Regions from separate parts of the Homo sapiens genome. Here region 1 is linked to region 2. Evidence: chromatin loops called from intact Hi-C (ENCODE). Cell type or tissue: endothelial cell of umbilical vein. All regions are shown on one strand.

What was found. Peaks named below come from ENCODE experiments on the same cell type or tissue, not always from the same donor. Only the 100,000 strongest peaks of a DNase experiment are listed, where the experiment ranks them.
Region 1: a loop joins it to region 2, with 2.8 times the contacts of the local background. A loop is called at or near these places in 4 of 110 quality-filtered maps.

The regions. Positions count from the first base shown.
Region 1 is chr10:15,901,458-15,903,957 of GRCh38, forward strand. No RefSeq gene overlaps it. Among named protein-coding and RNA genes, the nearest start is that of MINDY3, 42 kb to the left of the region's middle. In endothelial cell of umbilical vein, a CTCF peak has its summit at 1,283 (motif pointing right); a DNase peak (open chromatin) is centred at 1,314.
Region 2 is chr10:17,256,641-17,259,140 of GRCh38, forward strand. No RefSeq gene overlaps it. Among named protein-coding and RNA genes, the nearest start is that of VIM-AS1, 28 kb to the left of the region's middle. In endothelial cell of umbilical vein, a CTCF peak has its summit at 1,264 (motif pointing left); a DNase peak (open chromatin) is centred at 1,221; H3K27ac peaks cover 388 bases.

The DNA of each region.
Region 1 (2,500 bases), 1.4 Mb before region 2:
GTAGAAAAATAACAAGACCGAGAAGATCCTATAAACAAATCATTTCTGAGAGTATGCACTATGTGTGTCTGGAATGAATGTTTTCAAGTAGCTTCTTGAGGGTGAGGAAGAGGGTGGTGAGACCCTTAGAGATACGCCATACTGTAGGGCTTGTGTTTTAGGGAGTGAAGTAGGAAGGTCTTCGAAACAGTAGGGTAGTGACTGTGCTCTGTGGTCCCTGCCCTATGTGCTTCCTCATACCCCATGAATCTCTTCTGGATTAACATGTAACTAACATGAATTAGAAAGGTACCAAATTATTAACCTTCCAGGGGGTCCTACACATGTATTGGCTCAGAAATTGACAAGAAAACAGTAAATACAACATGACATAGAGGAGCAAGTCTAAAACATAATGAATATGAAGGATTTAGAGAGTTAAGACATGGTAGGTGGTAGCTGCACAGTACAGTAGATGTGGAGACTTGAGGTAGACCCTGAAAAGAGAGGAGAAGTTACATTTTCCTGTAGGGGTGATTTTTTTTTTTCAGGGAGACCCATGGCAGAGCGGGGAACAATGAGGAGGAACCCTCGCTGGAATCCAGGCTTTGGACAGGAATGTGAGCAGGTGAGTCAAGACCAGCTGGCGGAGAGATTAAATTCCTGCCAGAGAGAGATTTCAGAGTTGATCTAACAGACAATAGGGAGTGATTTGCTTTTGTTAAACAGGTGGTGCTGATTAATTGAGGGTACCCAGGAGTCAATCAGCAAGTTAGCAGCTGAAGAAGTTTAGTGTACTGAAGAGTATTTCCTTTGGAGAAATGCTCCCAAAGTGGTCCAATAAGAACCACTCGGGGCCAATTGTTTCAACTGAAGATTGCTAAGCCGCTCTTGCAGTGCTCATTTCCATGGGTTTGGGATGAAAGCAGTATTTCTACAGGCTCACAGAGTAAGTCTTATTTACACATAGTTCTTTTATAGGTAGTTAGAAAATGTATTTTATAACAGACTTAGTGTTTGCCATCTGGGGACTTTTGGTCAGATTAGACAGAAAAGAACCCTAATCTTGGTGAGGAAAGCAAGAACTTGAGTGAGCTTCATTTGAACAATCTAACATTTTCCATTTAATGGCTTTAAAGGAATCCCCCAACTTTTGGAGTGTTTTGTATTATTAATTCGTTTCTGAATTGCAGTATTTATAAAAAGACTTGTGCAGCTTAAAATAAGACATTCCACAAAACTGCCAATATTACTAAATGGTTTCTAATGAAATATCCAGTCTGTCCAACCACTGTATTTTGGTATCAACGGAGGATTTTTCTCCTTTTGACCAGTAGAGGGGGCTATAACTCTTGATATAAATAGCTGTTTTTCCTAGACAGAAATTACATCACCGAGCCGTACTGTTGAACTATTGTACCCTTGAATTTACAATTAATATACTAGAACTATAATGTGGTGCATATTTTTTTTTTTTTTTTTGAGACGGAGTCTCGCTCTGTCGCCCAGGCCGGACTGCGGACTGCAGTGGCGCAATCTCGGCTCACTGCAAGCTCCGCTTCCCGGGTTCACGCCATTCTCCTGCCTCAGCCTCCCGAGTAGCTGGGACTACAGGCGCCCGGCATATTTTTCATACTTTATCACTTTAGACTTACCTACATTATTTATGGTACCGCTTGTTTTATATCTCCCAGTATAAACTTCTTTGCCAGCCCAAATGGACCACAATTATGAGGATAAATGTGGCTCTTTTCTTGAGTCCAACATTACTTCTGCCTTCCCCCTTTTCTGGAACTCCAGTGGTTACCATTTGTCTGAATATAACTTGCTTGCTTGAAACCCAGTTCAGAAACAACTCTTTAATAAATCCTTCTCTTATCTTCCACTTCTCAATTTGCATAGCATGATTAAACTACTATTTTATTGATGATGATTGATTGATTGATTGAAAGGGAGTCTCACTCTGTCACCCAGGATGGAGTGCAGTAGCGCAATCTCGGCTCACTGCAACCTCCGCCTCCCGGGTTCAAGCAATTCTCCTGCCTCAGCCTCCAGAGTAGTTGGGATTACAGGCATGAGCCACCACGCTCAGCTAATTTTTGTATTTTTAGTAGAGATAGCGTTTCACCACGTTGGCCAGGCTGGTCTCGAACTCCTGACTTCAAGTAATCTGCTCACCTGGGCCTCCCAAAGTGCTGGGATTACAGGTGTGAGCCACCACGCCTAGCTTAAGCTCCTATTTTCTAGTGCTTAATACAACTGTTTATTTTATCTTTATTAAATACATCATGATTTTTATTATTCTTCTATTAGATCATAACTAAATTTCCAGAAAAAATATGAAATGCCCTGTTAAGTTTGAATTTCAGATGAACTAAATTTTTTTTGCTGTTGTTGTTTGTTTGTTTGAGACAGTCTTGCTCTGTTGCCCAGACTGGAGTGCAGTGGCACAATCTTGGCTCCTTGCAAGCTCCACCTCCCGGGTTCATGCCACTAAATGTTTTTTAGTATAACTAAATCC
Region 2 (2,500 bases):
TCTGAATTGTCCACCTAACAACTGATTACATCCTCTTCTGCAAAGGGAAATAAAACTGTTTGCTAATCAGGCCTCAGAAAGGCTTAAGTGTTCCACACCGAATATCAGAAATCGGGAAAATCATTAAGTCATTACCTCGTGCCAAATTGAATGCTACAGTGTACTTTTCTGGTATTTTAACCTGTCTAGCATCTAATGACTCAGAAAGCATTTCTCTTATTTAATCCCTCTCAGCGTTTTTTTTTTCCTTACTGAGAAGCTACTATTAACCTCTCTTGTAAAGAAAGTGAGTCTCTTCAGATATCTGTCAAATAATTTTATGTGGTTAACCTAAAGCACAGCTTTTTCTAAAAAAAAAATAGAAGGATCGTTCTGGAAAGGAGACAAGAAAAAGCAGTCCAGTGGGAAGAACATAATTGTCTTAGCATACCCGTTGCTGGCAGATGCATGAAAAAGCCACACAAATGAGACACCAGCATCTAAAATCAAATGCCTGTCAGCTTAAATTGTAGTCTTTGGTAAACCTGATCAATTATTCAGCCTTCTTACACATTTAATAAAGCTCCAGAACAGAGCCCAGAAAATAGTTGCATATAAAATATTCTTTGAGAAATAAATTACGCTTTAGTAGAAAGCTACAGTCTTTACCTAAGCTAACTCGGATGATACTCCAAGTGAGCTATCCTTCCTGCTTACTTCTGCCTTTTTTTCTTCAAAGGGCAATCCTTTTTGAATTGGCATTTAGCATGGTAGTATTAGGTTGGGGGAAAAAATCGTGTTTTTTTGCCATTAAAAGTAATAGCAATAACTTTCGCCCCAACGTAATAGTTGCTTCATTCCTGGAGAGTGGGATCTGCTTGGTTTACCAGCCAGAGGGCTTGACAAAATCTGACTTTAGTGTCTTCGAATGTCCTTTTCTAACATCTGCACAGAAATATCTTCATGGGAGAAAATCATCTTTTTCATTAAAAAATGTCAGTGTGGGAGTATGGGGAGAGGAAATAGGGAGAGAAAGAGAAGGAAAGAGGCGCACACATACAGAGACAGAGAGAGACAGGGAGAGAGAGAGGGCAAGAGAGTACTGCCTTGGGGTCACTAACACCCTTGAAGATATCTCAGAAGATTGTTCCAACCAAGTAAAAATGTAGACAAAAAGTCGCCGCTCCTTCTTCAGACACAACGGATCTTGTGAAGAGCCTGGTAGGGCAAAAACTTGAGAGGCCATTGTGGTGTCCAAAGAAATACTGACATCTACTGGTGGGTTCGGAAGTCACAGGACTTTTCCAAGGGCCACATTTAGTTGCACGGAATTGAAAGTATTAAAATCCAGTGGATACAATTAGGCATTCCTGAGGATCCCTTCTAAATAAATTTTTAAAATTAACTTATGACCATCAAGAGCATTTCTGAATTGTCTGTTCTTTAATCCACCAGATAGATAATCATTGACTTAGTCTCTGTACCTGAAATATTTCACACAGTCCAGGGAAGAGTAAAATGAACAAAATTCCTTTCTCTTTATGACCCCAGGACCTACCTCATCAAAAACGGTGCTTTGAAAAACAGCAAGAAGAATGGGAAGCAATATTGCTCAGTCAGAAGATAAACCTGTGTTCACATCCAGGAACTTTCATTTATTGGCTGTGTAATTTCTACCAAGTTACTTTGTCTCCCAAATCTCATTCTTTCTCAGCTGGAAATGAGAATTGAGGATACCTGCCCTGAATGACTCTGTCAGTAATTAGAGACCACGAACTCAAAGTGCCTGTGGTTCACATTACACACTGAGTAATTGCCGGGCGCGGTGGCTCACACCTGTAATCCTAGCACTTTGGGAGGCCGAGGCGGGTGGATCACCTGAGGTCAGGTAGTCGAGACAAGCCTGACCAACATGGTGAAACCCCATCTCTACTAAAAATACAAAAATTAGCTGGGTGTGGTGGCATGCACCTGTAGCCCCAGCTACTCAGGAGGCTGGGGCAGGAGAATTGCTTGAACCTGGGAAGTGGAGGTTGCAGTGAGCTGAGATGGCACTACTGCACTCCAGTCTGGGCGACAAAGCAACGCTCCATCTCAAAAAAAAAACAAAAACAAACAAATAAAAGAAACAAAAAAACTCAGTAATGGGATTGTTGTTACATTTAAAGGATAGAAACATCCTGGGACCACTTGCTTCTTGATTGACCAAGCTGTGATTTAGGAGAGTACTTCTCAAACTTTAATTTGCACTCGACTCACTAGGGAATCTTGTTAAAATGAAGGTTCTGTTTCAGCTGCCAAGGGCGGGGCCTGAGATACTGCATCTCCAGCAAGCTCCCAAGAGATATTGATATGCTGGCCTGGGACAGCACTGAGTAGCAAGAATCTGTGGGGTCCAATCCCCACTAGAGGTCAAGAGCATTGAGGTGGCCCCTGTCAATTGGCTTCCTATGTGAGGGGAAATAGCTCTCAAAATTTCAGTTGTTTCAAAGTATAAACAAAGTGTACATAAGAAAATTGC